Linked DNA regions of Homo sapiens: region 1 is linked to region 2. A link is a loop called in an ENCODE intact Hi-C map of the cell type or tissue named here. Cell type or tissue: MCF 10A. All regions are shown on one strand. Links, peaks and the distances in the headings refer to the core of each region. The heading gives the core; the rest is flanking DNA.

Evidence for each region. A loop is a pair of places that touch in the nucleus more often than their neighbours do. Peaks named below come from ENCODE experiments on the same cell type or tissue, not always from the same donor. Only the 100,000 strongest peaks of a DNase experiment are listed, where the experiment ranks them.
Region 1: it touches region 2 in a loop (8-fold over the local background); 15 of 110 quality-filtered maps call a loop at or near these places.

Annotation. Positions count from the first base shown.
Region 1 is chr1:25,236,841-25,245,167 of GRCh38, forward strand. RSRP1 (arginine and serine rich protein 1) reads right to left here. Exons shown (of 5, transcript NM_020317.5): 3 at 8,310-8,327; 4 at 6,710-6,793; 5 at 5,409-5,865. The coding sequence ends at 5,749. It overlaps LOC124903881 (a long non-coding RNA gene), which reads left to right. Exons shown (of 2, transcript XR_007065555.1): 2 at 3,164-3,433. Among named protein-coding and RNA genes, the nearest start is that of RSRP1, 6.4 kb to the right of the region's middle. RefSeq lists enhancers at 1,953-2,739, 2,740-3,525, 3,067-3,196, 3,217-3,266, 3,337-3,536 and a silencer at 2,797-2,846. In MCF 10A, for the core only: a CTCF peak has its summit at 3,193 (motif pointing right); DNase peaks (open chromatin) are centred at 621 and 3,151.
Region 2 is chr1:25,792,623-25,800,927 of GRCh38, forward strand. It overlaps SELENON (selenoprotein N), which reads left to right and starts at 7,571. Exons shown (of 12, transcript NM_206926.2): 1 at 7,571-7,791. The coding sequence starts at 7,609. RefSeq lists an enhancer at 6,765-7,486 and a silencer at 7,296-7,435. In MCF 10A, for the core only: CTCF peaks have their summits at 4,375 (motif pointing left) and 5,589 (motif pointing left); DNase peaks (open chromatin) are centred at 4,389 and 5,569.

The DNA.
Region 1 (8,327 bases), core at 119-8,118, 560 kb before region 2:
AAGAGTATTCACAGGATTTTCAACATTGCTTTTCTGTGCAATATGATAATTTGTGTGATTTTTAAAAACTGGGCTGGCTACAGTGGCTCACGCCTGTAATCCCAGCACTTTGGGAGGCCGAGGTGGGTGATTTGCCTGAGCTCAGGAGTTTCACACCAGCCTGGTCAACACAGTGAAACCCCGTCTCTACTAAAAATACAAAAAATTAGCCAGGCGTGACTGCGTGCGCCTGTAGTCCCAGCTACTCGGGAGGGTGAGGCAGGAGAATCACTTGAATCCAGAAGGCGGAGGTTGCAGTGAGCTCAGATGGCGCCACTGCACTCCAGCCTGGGCGACACAGCAAGAGTCCGGCTCAAAATAAAACAAACAAACAAAAAAAAAACTGTTATGAACTGTATCATTTCTCTATTGTGGCATAACAAATCATCCCAAAACTTGGTACCTTAGCACAAATATTATTTTATTATTATCTCTCATAGGTCTGAGAATTGGTGTGGTTCTCACACAGGGTCTCTCATGCAGTTGCAGTCAGATTAGGGGCTGGGGCTGGAATCATTGTAAAGGTTTCCTCACTCAGAAGTCTTGTGGTTGATGTTGGCTGTAGGCCTGAACGCCCACACCTGGCCTCTCCATTGGCCTGGACTTCCTCAAAGCATGGGGGCTGGGTTTTAAGAACAAGTATCCCAAGAGAACTAGGTGGAATCTGTTTCACTTTTTATGACTTAGTCTCAGAATTCACAGTGTCACTCCCTCCATAGTCACAGATTCAAGGATTAGGGATACAGACTCTACTTCTAGATAGAAGGAGTGCCAATGTTACATTGTAAGACTAGCACATAGAATGGAAGATCTTCCAGCATCTAGAAAAATTCAATTAGACACATCACTTGTTCTGTTCTTTGTTAATAAATATGTATAAATATAATTTGAACAGACTTCTTATAAGACTCCAATTTTTTAAATTGTTGCCATGTCCTGTTGAAAAAGAATTTGTGCTACATATTTTCTGTCTGCCCTGTTAGAACTACTCTCCATTGGTCTCCATGTTCTGTGTCCCTGAGTGCTAGCCTGAATGAACTGCATCAGTAAACTCTCTTGCCCTCTACCTTCTTGGGTCCTGCCAATGCACAGTACCTACATAAGATCAGAGGTTTGGAAGAAATGAGGTCAAGGTATTTATTCCCTGGCTGGATTACGGATTTGGTATATTTCCGTAGTCACCGCTTATGTCTGAAGACTATCTTCTATCCCTCCTGTCTCAGCCTCCCGAGTAGCTGGGACTACAGGCACCTGCCAACATGCCCGGCTCATTTTTGTATTTTTAGTAGAGACAGTTTCACCTTGTTGATCAGGCTGGTCTCAAACACCTGACCTCAGGTGATCCACCCGCCTCGGTCTCCTAAAGTGTTGAGATTACAGGCGTGAGCCACCGCGCCCGGCCTAACCCTATACTTTCTGGATTCCCATTGCTGCTCCCTTCTTTTGCCTCTTTTGGGGTAGTAGTAGTGAGGGATCCCCCTGTTGATAGCGCTGGTATGCTTCACTCTGGTTGGTTTTTCTTACCCAGTCTACAACTTTGTAAACAGTCCCTTTATTAAGCTCTCCTTAATTACTTAGCATATGTAAGCCTAGTAACATAACTTTCAAAACCTGTAATTCTGATAAGTGATCTTACTGAAAATAATTTTATAATTGACTTTATTTTTAAAAGACAGGGTCTCATTATGTTATTTAGGCTGGTTTTGAAATCCCAGCCTCAAGTGATCCTCCATCCTCAGACTCTTCCTCTGAGTAGTTGGGATTACAGGCATGAGCCACCATGCCTGGTTTATAATTGACATTTTTGTATTCTTAAAGAATGTAAATACCTGTAATATTGCTCTATCAAATCATCTATAACATAGAGAAAATTCCTGTTACTCTGCTATATTTGCTTTTTTTTTTTTTTTTTTTTTTTTTTTTGAGACAAGGTCTTGCTCTGTTGGCTAGGCTGGAGGGCAGTGGCACAATCTTGGCTCACTGCAACCTCTGCCTCCTAGAGGATACTCCCATCTCAGCCTCCCGAGTAGCTGCGACTACAGGCACCTGCAACTATGTCCGGCTAATACTTCAATTTTGAGGGGCTGGCAGGGTCAGAGGTAGGGGACGGGGTCTTGCTCTGTTGCCCAGGCTGGTCTTGAACTCCTGGGCTCAGGTAATCCTCCCACCTCAGCCTCCCAAAGTGCTGGGATTACAGGAGTAAGCCACAGTGCCTGGCCAAATATTTGCTATTTTAATAGAGGTTAAGAAATGTCTCATTTAAATTAACTACATTAGGCCGGGCTCAGTGGCTTATGCCTGTAATCCCAGCACTTTGTAAGGCCTAGGTGGGCGGATCACTTGAGGTCAGGAATTCCAGGCCAGCCTGACCAACATGGTGAAACCCCGTCTCTACTAAAAATACAAAATTTAGCCGGGCGTGGTGGCGGGCGCCTGTAATTCTAGCTGCTCGGGAGGCTGAGACAGGAGAATCACTTGAACCCAAGCGGCAGAGGTTGCCGTGAGCTGAGATCGCGCCACTGCACTCCAACCTGGGCGATAGAGCGAGATCCGTTCAAAATTTGGGGTTCAAAAAAACCCCAAATTAACTACATTAAACAAGCAACTCCACACTTATGTAATTACATGTATGTAAGTGCTGCAAAGAAGAAAATGTAAAAATGTATGAAGAGCTGTAACAGAGGAAACTGACTTTTAAAGTGGTGAGCTGGCTTCCCTAAAGAAAGGCATTTAAGGAAATCTGAGGAAGGAGAGGGATAGTCTGCCTTCAGAGTTTTGTTTTTGAGATAGGTCTCACTGTCACCCAGGCTGAGAGGCTGAGATCATAGCTCACTTCGTCCTCGCGTCTCCAGCACAGGTCCGGGTTTCTCCACCCAATGCGCCTGCGCACAGGCCTAGCCCAGTCGGACGCAGCCCAGGACTGCCAGGGGTGGGGATTGCCTGGGTCCCCCAGGAAGGGCCGGGTTACGTCCGGAAAAGTGAGGCCCGGGGTTCCAGTTAATTGTTACCGGAAGTGGAGGGAAGCGTTGCCAGGGGAGGGCGGAGACTGTGGCTGACAAGATGGGTGGCAGGCCCTTCCCTGGGGGTATCGAGGTAGGGACGTTTGTGGCTACGTCTGTCCTAGAGGAGGAGACGATGCCAGGGGAGAGGGAGACGCAGACACTGGGACTGGGTCGCCAGCAGAGGGCCTCGGAAGCCAAGCCACCCCGTCTGAAGACGCTTCTCCTTACGGAGCCCAGAAGCGCGAACGGAGACTGCGCAGATCCCGTGCGCTGCGCCGGAAACGGATGCATAGTCTCGGACACCAGCTCAGACCTGCCGCCTGGCCAGGTCCGTGCGCGTTTGTAGTTTGTAAAGAAATGTTCTAATGTGTATATTTCCACGTTTATCTGTATATTATTCACTTGGGTTGTCTTCTGTTTGTGTTTAATGTGAAGCCTAGAGTTGACCTTGGGAGCTTCAGAGGTAGGGTGCTAATTTTTCTTGCAAGCTATGTAGGTAGTGAAAGGAAGGTGACAATGACTACAGGAAATTCACCCTAGTCCCTCTTCTTCCCCAGAAGTGGTCACAATTACAGGTGCTTTCCTGTTCCACGCTCTATTGCATAGCCCAGGTGCATTTATGGGAACAAAACCATGGAGATAGACACTGATCTTTAATAACATTCTGTAAAATGCCATCCTTCAAAAACCAAATATCCTTGTAAGAAAGTTAAAACATTTGGTGAAACTATTATTTTAGGCCAGGCACAGTGGCTCACGCCTGTAATGCCTACACTTTGGGGGCGCCGAAGCAGGAGGACTGCTTGAAGACCAGCCTAGGGTAACAGAAATCCCACTCATCTTTACCCCCAAAAAATTAGCCAGGTGCGATGGCATAAGCCTGTATGGTAGAGGCTGTGGCAGGATTCCCTGAGCCCTGGAGTTCAAGGTTGCAGCAAGCTGTGACTGTGCACTACAGCCTGGGTGATGGAGCAAGAAACCCCTTCTCTAAAAAATAAAGTGTCTATAAAAATCAGTCTTACTTAGACCAGCTGTCAAGATTCTCCAGTTCATAAAGTGTAATACCCACTTAAAATTTTATGTGCTTAACGGTCAGGCGCAGTGGCTCACGCCTGTAATCCCAGCACTTTCGGAGGCCGAGGCTGGTGAATCCCCTGAAGTCAGGAGTTCCAGACCAGCCTGACCAACATGGACAAACCCCATCTCTACTAAAAATACAAGCCTGTAATCCCAGCTACTTGGGAGGCTGAGGCAGGATAATCGCTTGAACCCAGGAGGTGGAGGTTGCGATGAGCCAGGATTGTGCCATTGCACTGCAGCCTGGGCAACAAGAGCAAAACTCCGTCTCAAAAAAAAAAAAAAAAAAAAAAACGTGCTTCATATTCTTCCCAGCCGGGTGCAGTGGCTCACACCTGTAATCCCAGCACTTCGGGAGGCTGAGCAGGGTGGATCACCCGAGGTCAGGAGTTCTAGACCAGCCAGGCCAAGATGGCAAAACCCCGTCTCTACTAAAAATACAAAAACTAGCTGGGTATGGGGGCACATGCCTGTAGTCCCAGCTACTCAGGAGGCTGAGGCAGGAGAATCGCTTGAACCCGGGAGGTGGAAGTTGCAGTGAGTGGAGACTGTGCCACTGCACTCCAGCCTGGGTGACAGAGAGAGACTCGGTCTCCAAAAAAAAATCATTCCCAGTTACAGTAGCACCAATACATTTCAAATTAAGAGTTTATTTAGAATACTTTGGCCGGGTGCAGTGGCTCACACGTGTAATCCCAGCTCTTTGGGAGGCCAAGGCGGGTGGATCACAAGGTCAGGAGATCGAGACCATCCTAACACGGTGAAACCCCATCTCTACTAAAAATACAAAAAAATTAGCCAGGCATGGTGGCAGGCGCCTGTAGTCCCAGCTACTCGGGAGGCTGAGGCAGGAGAATGGCGTGAACCCAGGAGGTGGAGCTTGCAGTGAGCCCAGATCGCACCACTGCACTCCATCTCAAAAAAAAAGTTTACTTAGAATGCTTTTTTAAAAGCATAATAATTTTAACTATACCTCAGATTTTACAGCTTAATGAGGCATTCTATTCCTCCTCTTTCTGGCTTAGTTTCTTGCCTTGAAGCCCAGTATTCCATAAATTTTTTAGGGCAATTTTTCAAGTTGAAGTATTGACCTCAGTTGGGAATATTGTTAAAATTCAGTTTCTAATTCAGCAGGTCTAGGGTAGGGACTTGAGATTCAGCATTTCTCAAAATCTCAGGTAGGGCCAGTCAGCCTTGGACTTGGGATTAACAGGGCTTTAATCAACACACACCACCTTATATCTCTACATTAAATAAAGATCCATTAGGTTATATATATACAATAAAGACTAAGAATGAAAACAAGAAATTTATTAAATATACAAAACAGGAATACAGTTCAATTACTGTGTCTAAAAAATTTCATTTTTACATAACCAAGACAATATTTACAACTATATACAAAAGACTCCCACCTGTGCATAACCTTTGGTCCATCTGTGCTATCTCTCATATCTGCAAGAGAAACCTAAAATGTTAATATTTGAGTGTTAAGTATTTACATCTTTTTGTGTTGGTTTTTAAATGCACAAGTACCCCTGAATGGCTCAAAGGGATGGGATAATGCTAGAAACACTAACTTGCAATAAAGTGCAGTTTTCATGCAAACTTAGCCATCAGTTTTCTTCTTTTAGATAGGTATCCACAGTCCATATGGACTTTTTTTCTGATCTATTTTTGGTGATCTTGAAGATGCCTCTTCTGTGGCAGCTTTAGCTGATTTTTGTATTGGCTTTGCTACAGAATTCTGTAAAAGAACAAATTCAGTCAGCTTCCCAAACATACATTGTACACTTTTTTCACAAAAAAAAGTACATTAAATAATCCCATGTATGAGCCTTAGAGATATTATCAATTGCTGGGCGCGGTGGCTCACGCCTGTAATCCCAGCACTTTGGAAGGCTGACACGGGCGGATCACGAGGTCAGATGTAGACCATCCTGGCCAACATGGTGAAACCCTGTCTCCTAAAAATACAAAAATTAGCCGGGCGTGGTGGCATGCGCCAGTAGTCTCAGCTACTCGGGAGGCTGAGGCAGGAGAATCGCTTGAACCCAGGAGGCAGGCAGAAGCTGCAGTGAGCCAAGATTGCACCACTACACTCCAGCCTGGGCAACAGAGCAAGACTCTGTCTCAAAACAAAAAAAAAAGGATTATCAACCAAACACATAGTGTGAACCTTAATTGTAGCTTGATTCAAAAAGTGAAGTGAAGATACTGGGGCAGCAGGGAGACACTGGACATACACAAGATACACAAGGTATAATGATTTTGAGGCTTCGTTTTTGAAACTCTTATTTTAAAACATTGTGATTAAGGAGTATTCTAAAGATTTCCCTTTAAAATATTTCAATAAAAAAGGGGGGACACTTAAAAGAATGGCAAAATATCGGAACTAACGTGAATGTTATATATATTACAAACCCATTATAATGGCCACTTATAAAAGTGGCTCAAAAACAAATGATTTTAATTCTATTTAAAAAGTGTGTCAGTAGGCCCCCAACTATCACCACAAAGATAAAAACACAAAGATGCAAAAATACATCCTAAATCCAATTTTTGAGTGTTCAATGCCTGGATATACTTACATTAGAGCTAAAAGCTATGCTTCTTTGCTGGGTAGGTTTTTCATTGGGATTTCGAGTTCCATCTTCTGTTACCTTTTCCGACAGCTAGACAGGTTAAGAAAAAGTGTAATTTTAAAACACATACCCTTGGTTTCTAAATCCTATATTAAAAAATAGCCTAATTGTAAACAAAATTTAGCTGTAGACACAAAAATCAACTTGGATCTAACAGCCTAAGTAACAGAACTATTGAGTTTTCCCCTTAACAAAACTGATTTAATATTAGGCTTAAGACACTCTTCCCATAATTATTTTACTTCCCTGCTGGCAAATTTAAACTAATTTTTTAATCAGTTTTCTCAGGTTGAATCAAGTTCACTTTTGAAATGTAAAGCCACATCAGAAAATACGTTTTAAGAAACTAAGGCATTTGCCAGTTAGGCACCTAATCGTCTGAACAAAGACCTTGTCTACTAATACTGAGCAAACCCACATCTGGGCCCAATTACACAGATTCATTTAGATACAGCATTTTTTTTTTTTAAGCCCCCGAGACGGGAGTCTTGCTCTGTCACCCAGGCTGGAGTGAAAAGTACAGTGCAATTTGCTAATGCACATCCTGCACATTTCTGGAGAATTATAATAAACTTATCTGCAAGTGAAGCAGGCCTCCTCTTCTGTAATCTCTCAAAACATCTGGAATATATTGCATATATTATGAAAGGGACATCTTTTTCACAGATGCCCCACCGTTACAACGTGTACCTTTGCTTAGTTTAAAAATTGACTTTAATACTTTATGCAAATAGTGCCTGTCCCAAATTCTAGCATGCACATGGATCTACCAACAAAAAAACTAAGTTTTCAGTGTGTGAACATAAACTTCAAATTAAACCTCTGATGCTTTAGCCCATGTATCAATTACCAACAGATTTTCTTCATCAATGTCTGCAGACCACATTCATGATTTCTATAAGACAGAAATAGAGCAGATAAACTATACTGTATATGCTGAGTACAGAATTTGTGGGAACATAATGCTGCAAATGAAAGCTACAAACACTCTGTAAATAGCTTAGAAAAACTAGTAATAGAAATCACCAAAGTACCAGCTAATAACGGTGTTATAAGAGTACACTGTTAACTGAAAATGAAAAAAATAAATGTATTTTTTGAGACAGGGTCTCGCTCTGCTGCCCAGGCTAGAGTGCAATGGTGCCATCTTGGCTCACTGCAACCTTAGCATCCTAGGCTCAAAGATCCTCCTGCCTCAGCCTCCCAAACAGCTGGGACTACAGGCATGCACCACCATGCCTGGCTAATTTTTGTATTTTTTGTAAACACGCGGTTTTGCCACATTGCCCAGGCTAGTCTTGAACTCCTGGACTCAAGCCATCTGCCTCATTACAGGCATGAGGCACCATGCACGGCCAAATAAAGCTCATTAATCTCCCATTTTCATGGGTTTGACATTGCCTATCTTCAGATTTGCTACTTTGAATTTAGCACATTATATACATCTCTAGACTTCCCAAAAAGTATAGTCTAAGATATAAGTGGCTAATCAGATTTGACAGTTGGCTTTCTGAAAGTTTTGTTCCGACAAACCTAGAATACTTACTTCAGGCTTTGCACCATT
Region 2 (8,305 bases), core at 306-8,305:
CTGGCGTGCAATGGCGCAATCTCAGCTCACTGCAAATTCCGCCTCCCAGGTTTAAGCGATTCTCATGCTTCAGCCTCCCGAGTAGCTGGGACTACAGGACCACACCCGGCTAATTTTTGTATTTTTGGTAGAAACGGGGTTTCACCATGTTAGCCAGGTTGTTCTTGAACTCCTGACCTCAGGTGATCCACCCGCCTCAGCCTCCCAAAGTGTCGGGATTACAGGCGTGAGCCATTGCACCCAGCCTAAAACGCACTATTCTTAAATGACCAGCTCAAGGAATGTTGACCTATATGCACGCTCATATGACCACCTCCCCAGTCAAGATCAAGACTATTCCAGCACCCAGAAGGCTTGCATGTGCTGCTTCTAGTCAATACCTGCCATCCCCAGAGCAAACCCTATGTGGACCTCTTTCACCATCACCTAATTTCAGGCACAGACATTTCATTCTTTTCATGGTTTTTTGCATTATAAACATTCCACTGAGGCTGGGTATAGTGGCTCACACCTGTAATCCCAGCACTTTGGGAGGTCAAGGCGGGAGGCTGGCTTGAGGCCAGGAGTTCAAGGCTGCAGTGAGCTATGATCATGCCATAGCACTGCAGCCAGGGCAACAGAGTGAGACCCCATCTCAAAATAAAATAGGCTGGGTATAGTGGCTCACAACCATAATCCCAGCACTTTCGGAGGCCGAGGTGGGCGGATCACCTGAGGTCAGGAGTTAGAGACCAGCCTGGCCAACATGGTGAAACCCCATCTCTACTAAACATACAAAAATTAGCCGGGTGTGGTGGCAGGCGCCTGTAATCCCAGCTACTCGGGAGGCTGAGGTGGGAGGCTCTCTTGAGCCCAGGAGGCAGAGGTAAGAGGATCAGTTGAGCCTGGGAGGCAGAGATTGCAGTGAGCTGAAGTTGCACCACTGTACTCCAGCCAGGGTGACAGTGAGACCTTGTCTCAAAAAAAAAAAAAAATCCTCTGCATTTTCTGTCTTAATTTATATGATACAACTTATAACCACTTAGCTCCTGTCTAATAAGGATGCTCACACTTTCTTGTCTGGTCATTATGAAGCCCTCTTGTACCCATTTGTGGTAAAAAAAAAAAAAACCTCTGAAGTGCACAACCAAGATCAGAGATGATGAAATAAAGCCTCTCAGATGCAAGCTGAGCTATGCCTCTCCCTTGTTTGGGTGACTAGCTCATCCCAGTTAGGGCTTTCTTGCTTGTAGGACCGAATATCCCACATCCTCGGTGCTCCATCAGTGTCAGTCCTGAGCAGACCAGGGTGGCTGACCCCCCAGCACGGTTCCCTCCTTGGCCCTGGACCCAGTTCAAAACACACAAGACAAGTGGAACAGAATTCAGGCCAGATCATCCGGTACCATCTGCCTGTGCCTGACACTCACCGTTGGAAAGGCCCCGAATGTCAAACTCTTTTTTGTGGCTTGTGTGTGGAACTTGGCCGTCTTTACATTTTCTCCCTCAAAATCACTGGAGAGCTGGTAAAAATGTCCCTCTTTCCCCCAACCAACTGGGGGTTGGCCCCAAGCATTGGTCTCCTTCAAAGGCCCCAGGTGACTAGTGGGCAGCCAGGCTGGGTAACCAGGACCTCTGCACTCGTGATGCTGAGACTAAATCTGTCCATCTGGCAAAGTCCCGGGGGCATTTACTGACCCCGGGAAACAAATCTCTCTCCCAGCCTGGACAGTACGAGAGCCAAGCCAAGCCTGTCATGACCTCTAACGTTAATCTATTTTTTGGCTAATCACAGCCACAGCTCCATGCCTGTAAATCCAGCCAAAGCCACTCAACATTCCAAGACACGGCGGCATCTGTGGCCACATAGGCCAAAGGCGGCTTCTCTTCTCTCTCTTCAATGATCTCATTGAATCTTGTGGCTTTAAGTGCCATTTTTAGACTGGCAACTCCCAGATTTATAATCCACGCCCCCCTTCCCTACCGTTCATAGCCCCATAGTCATACACACACAACTGCCTCCTTGACACCTCCGTGAGGGTGACTCTCAGGCATCTTTTTTTTTTTTTTTGAGCTGGAGTCTCCCTCTATCACCAGGCTGGAGTGCAGTGGTGTGATCTTGGCTCACTGCAACCTCAGCCTTCCAGGTTCAAGCGATTCTCCTGCCTCAGCCTCCCGAGTAGCTGGGACTACAGGCGTGCGCCACCACGCCCAGCTAATTTTTTGTATTTTTAGTAAAGATGGGGTTTCACCATGTTGGCCAGGATGGTCTCGACCTCCTGACCTCATGATCCGCCCACCCCAGCATCCCAAAGTGCTGGGATTATAGGCGTGAGCCACCACGCCCAGCCAGCTCTCAGGCATCTTAACCTGGCAGACTGGACCAAGCCTTCTCCCCAGCCGGGGTCCCTCCAGGGTGCCTCATCTCAGGATGGTGCCACCAGCTACCCAAGCTCAACCCATGGCTGATGCTGGTCTTTCCTCTTGCCGTCCACTTCTGACCCATCCGCAAATCCTGTCTGTGGCTCTGCTACACTCATATATCTTGTCCACGCCTGCCCAATCCCTGCCATCTTATGTCTGGGCGACTGCATTAGCCTCCTGTCTCCCTCCTTCCTCTGTCCATCCCCTAACTCTATTCTCTACCCAGAAACCAGAAAGATCTTTAAACAAACATCAAAACCAAGAGGCTTTACTGGGATATCATTTACATGCCATAAAATCCACCCACTTCAAAGATGGACAATTCATGTTTTTTTAGTATATCACAGAATTGTGCAAGCATCATTATAATCTAATTTTAGAACATTTTATCACCCCAGAAGAAACTTTGTACCCATTAGCAGTTACTCCCCAGCCCCCTCCTCCCGGTCTCCCACTATAGCCCCAGGCAACTGCTAATTTAGTTTCTGTCTCTCTGGATCTGTGGATTCTGGACATTTCACTGAATGAATCACACAAGCCGTGGTCTTTGTGTTTGGCTTTTTCCACCCAGCTTAAAGTTGCTAAGGTTTATTATTGCCCACTAATACTTATCAAATGGATACACCGCATTGTTTATCCATTCATTGCTGGAAATTTGGGTTGTTTCTGCATCTGGGCTATGAGAAAGGTCTTTTAAAAAACAAGTCACCAGCCGAGTGCGGTGGCTCACTCCTGTAATCCCAGCACTTTGGGAGGCCGAGGTAGGCGGATCACTTGAGGTCAGGAGTTTGAGCCCAGCTTGGCCAATATGGTGAAACCCTGTCTCTACTAAAAATACAAAAAGTAGCCAGGCTCGGTGGCCGGCACCTGTAATCCCAGCTACTCTGGAGGCTGAGGCAGGAGAATTGCTTGAATCCGGGAGGCGGAGGTTTCAGTGAGCCTAGATCGCGCCACTACACTCCAGCCTGAGCGACAAGAGCAAGATTCCATCTCAAAAACAAACAAACTAACAAAAAACCAAGTCACACATTGTCACCACCCTGCTTAACACCTTATAATGGTTTCACATCATATCTAGAATGAAGTTTGACCAAGTGCCGTGACTCACACCTGTGGTCCCAGCTACTTGATAGTCTGGGGTGGAAGGATGCTTTGAGCCCAGGAGTTCAACGTTGCAGTGAACTGAGATCGTGCCACTGCACTGCAGCCTGGGGGACAGAGTGAGACCCTGTCTCAATAAATAAATTGAATGAAGTTTGTTGCCGAGGCCTGCAAGATTCCGACGTCCTGTCCCAGCCTCTGTCACCAAGCTTTTCTCTTCCCATAACTCACTCTGCCTTCTGTGTGTCTCCTGGACATACCAAGCTTGTTTCCACCCCAGGCCTTTGCACCGGCTCTCCCCTCTTCTCCGTGCCTGGGACGCTCCTTCCTCGATTCTTCTCATAGCTGGCTGCTTCTTCCCGTTCCAGGCGCAGTGTATGTGTCACCTCCCAGCTACGGTGCTGATGCCTGCCTGTGGCACTGTGCCACAGTGCCCTGTCTCACTCCTTCACACTTACCTTTCTCTGAAATTACCTTGTGTGTCTGTCATTTCCTTCCTCCGAGTAGAATATTCAGCCCCCACAGAGGAAGTGCCTTGCCCGTCTTCTATAATACTGTGTTCCCAGGGCTGAGAACAGTCCCTGGCACACAGCAGGTATTTAGTTTGCGGAGAGGCCCACGTGGTCCGGGCATGCTTAAGCAACTCCTGCAGTGGCACCTGTTTCCCCCAAGTGATCCTTTGTTCTCAAATGTTGGTCCTATTATTGGCTGCCAAGATGTTAGGGTTGGGTTTGGGGAAAATCACTTGCCTCTCTAGGGTCCCAGATGAAGAGAAGAAACACAAAAAACAAAGCCAAATGGCCCTCTTCCTGGCTCACTGTCGCCGGTGAAACTGGAATGGAAAATCCTAATTTGATTTGATTCCCTGGAGGGCAGCAGCGCCCCCTGCGGGAAGAAGGCCTTTCCTGGTGAGTTTACCCCAAAGAGACAGGAAGCAGAAGAGAGGATGCTACTAGGAGGCAGGCAGGGATGTGTGTGTGTGTGTGTGTGCGCGCGCGCGCGTGTGCGTGTGTGTGTGCGCGCGTGTGTGTGCGCGCGTGTGTGTGTGTGTGTAGGAGAGAGAAAGAGAGAGAGACACACACACATCAGGGGTGTGTGTGTGTGTAGGAGAGAGAGAGAGACACCAGGATTCGAGGCAGTGACCCTGCCCCTACTTAAATGTGGCTGCAGGCAGGTCAGGCTCCCTCCTCTTCTCATGGGTGGATGGAGTGGCCTGGAGTGCTTACACCAACACCCTCTGCGCAGGGAGGTGGGTGTGGGTGCCCCCAGGCAGAAGCTGGGACCCAGTAGGGAGTCTGAAGGGTGCTGCAGTGGCTGAATGTCCCTCTCTTCTGATGCCTCCACATTGTCTCAGTGGTAAAGTCCAGGCTTTTCACAAGCTGGCCAGCGTGCCAGCCCAACCTTCCTGCCTCCTCCTCCTCCCTCTTCACACTTCCCCCCCGGGTCCCTCTGCTCAAATCCACTGGACTATATTCTCGAGACGCTACGGATACTCCATCGAGTTTCACATCACTGGGCCTTCACCTCTGCTGTTCCCACCCTCTGGAATGATCTTCCTGGGTGCTATGCCTGGTGAGCTCCTGAAGTCAAGGTCTGGCCAGACCTCTGCTCTGGGAAGCCTCTTCTGAGCCCTCCTGATAGTCAGGGGGACCCTCCTCTGTGCACACCCCTCTCAGAGCACTTACCCCTCGAGAGGAGGGTTGCAGTATCCATTGACTCATCTGGAAGAGCAGAGACTGTTTTGTTTTCTGATGGACACCCAATCGCCAGGACACGGCATAGTAGCCCTTCAATACATGTGTTGGAAGGATGAATGAGCGAGTGCCCACTAACCTCCGAGACCCTCATGGACGTGGCCAGTGCGTCACTCACCTTGCTGTGGTTCCCATTGGCTGCCAGTTCCCAAGTGTCACCCTTGCCCACTGGGAGGCAATAGCAAGGTGCCAAAGAGATCCTGCAGGGCTGCCCCAGCCAGAACCACCCACTAGGCCCTATCTCTCACGGCCTTGCCCTGCCGGGGATCTTGGTTTGGGACAAGCCCTTCTGGGAAGGGCGCCCTCCAGTGGGAAACCAGCCCTGCTCCACTGCCAGTCCCAGAGCTGACACCTCCCAGAGCTGACATCTCCCAGAGCTGGGCCCAAGATTGATCCTTTTCACAGAGGCACACTGATCTGACCTGATTGTCATTAACCCACCCCCACTGTGCGCCTTCCCGAGCTTCTAGAATCATCCCCCAAGTCCCGCAAGCCCCAGAAACCCATTTCTTCAGCACTGGGCAGCAGAGACCAGTGGGGTATCTGTATCTTTAAGAAAAAGCAAGTGTAATAAATAAAAGTTATCTGGGAAAGAAAACTTCCTTTGTTTATTTTCCAGAAGCCTTAGCTCATCAATCTTCCCCTCCTAACCTGCTTTGTGCTCTACTAGTTTTGCTTCCAATAGAATAGAATTTGGTTTTCTAGTATCATGTATCGTACACAGGGTGTCCCCAAACAGTAGCAATAATGAGTTGAAAGTGGCACAGTTGGAAGCCTTCAGAAGCCAACGCCAGATGTCAGGCTCTCAGTGGGTCCCTCTAAGGACACTGGGGCCAGAGCACAGGGCAAGGGTTGGGTGGGCCCACAACTCTGGAAGGTCCCTGGGAGTCATTCATCTGACAGACACTGAGGAGTGCCCACGATGTGCCACGCCCTGTGTGGGCTCTGGGAAGGCCTCACCTGGTGCTGCCATGGCTGGCCACCAAAGAAGAACAGGATGGGCAGTGGAGGCAGGACCCCACCCCCAACTCAGTCGACCGGGTCATCCCGTGGGAAGCCTGGGAGGCAGGATGGCAGGAGATTTGGACCCATAGACCTGGGTGCCAGAGGTCAGGCTTCTTCATTTGAAAACCAGGGAAGCAGTCTCTACCTCACAAGGTGGCTTGAGAACAGAGTGAGAGAATGTGTAAATCACCCCACCTGAAGTCCAGCACATGGGCAGAGCTCAGCATCCTTTGGATCCCTCAGGCCTGACAGGTGCCCCTGCGCTGGGGGGGTTGGTGGGGCTCTGCAAAGGCAGGCACTGCTCACCTCTGGGCTCAGAATTCTTGTCTAGAGGCTTCTGCAGCTGCCACCCTCGCCTGAGAAAATGCAGGTAGAGACATCTAGAGCCACCCCATGGTAACTGGGGGCTTTGAAAGAATGGAAGAGAGCCCCAAGGAACCAAGGTCCTGGGGATTGACAGGCATGAAAATATGTCCTCAACACCACCCACCCCTATTTCCAAGGCCCTCCTCCAAGCATGCCGCATGCTGTTCTCCAGAAAAGCCAGGGCCTCTGGTAGCTCCAGCTGCTGAGGGGCTGGAGCCTCGCCTTCCCCTCACCAGACCAGAGCCCGGAGGGTGGGGGTTGGGGGGCTCTTTTAACTCCTTGGTGGAGATGAGGAAATTTGGGCCCAGGGAAGTGCAGGTTCAGAGCTGCACCTGCTGTGCCTGGAACAAGGCCAATCCCCATAACCCATGCATCTGCGGAGGTGGCCCCCCAACTGCACATGAGGGGAACAGGGGCTGGGCTTTCTTTTTAATTTGTCTTGCTCTAGATGACAGAGGAACTTTTAGAAAACTGGTGGGATAAGGATGGACGGATGCCCCTCAGCAGTCTCTGGCCTCGTGCCCGGCTGCCAGCAGAGGAGGACACGAGGCCTCAGAGGCCCCCGACGCCCCTTCTCCAGGAAAGCACAGGGTGTGTGGCTTCTCCCCAGCCCCTTCTTTGTCCCAGTCCCCAGTCTGGAATCGCTCTCTGGGCTGGGCCAGGCAAGTGGGCCGCAGAGGCCTGGCTTAGCTTTGGGAACGGAAGCACGGGAAGGGGCGCGGAGAGGCAGGAAGCGGCCTGGGGAGGCTGGGGTGGCCGGGACTACGGACCCGACCGCATAGACGCGATCAGCCCCTCTTGGCGTTCCGGTGTAGCTGACCCCGCCCCGGGCTCTGGCCGGGCTGCGAAGCCGGGAACCAGCGACCCCCCGCCCAGCCCCTGCGGCCGCCCCGCCCCTCCCCGCCCCGGCCGCCCCGCCCCCGGCCCCGCCCCGCTCTTTCGCTTCCCGGGCCGCCGGCAGCCGCCGCCAGCCGCAGCCATGGGCCGGGCCCGGCCGGGCCAACGCGGGCCGCCCAGCCCCGGCCCCGCCGCGCAGCCTCCCGCGCCACCGCGCCGCCGCGCCCGTTCCCTGGCGCTGCTCGGAGCCCTGCTGGCCGCCGCCGCTGCCGCCGCCGTCCGGGTCTGCGCCCGCCACGCCGAGGCCCAGGCGGCCGCGCGGCAGGTCCGGGCCCGAGCTGGCTGGGGCGGGAGCGCGGGAGCGGGGACTGAAGGACCCAGCCTCGGCAGCAGGGGGGACATGGGCATGGACGAGTCGGGGGAGGCGGAGGGCGGAGGGGGACTGGACGGGAGGGAGCACGGGAAGGAGGGGACACGGGAGGCGGGTGGGGGGTGCCTGGGGCCGGGCTGATGGGGGGAAGGCGAACGGAGGCCAGTGTGGGGCTGGGACAGACTGGAGGGGTCTCTATCCAGAGGGGTGACCTGGACACAGTGAAGCTGGTTCCCGCAGAGTCTTAAAGGGTTACTGGGGAGCCCTGGGACAGTGAGGAGGGGACACAGGAGAGGACAGAAGGTGCAGGAGGAACAGGGCCAAGCAGCCAGGGCCAGGCGGAAGGCGGAGTGGGGACAAACTGGGAGGGGGCAGTCGGACCAGACAGTGGATGAGCAGGGACCAGGAGGGACTGGAGGCTCTGGGGCAGTTCAGAGGCAACATTTGCACAGATGGACCGGGAGGCACT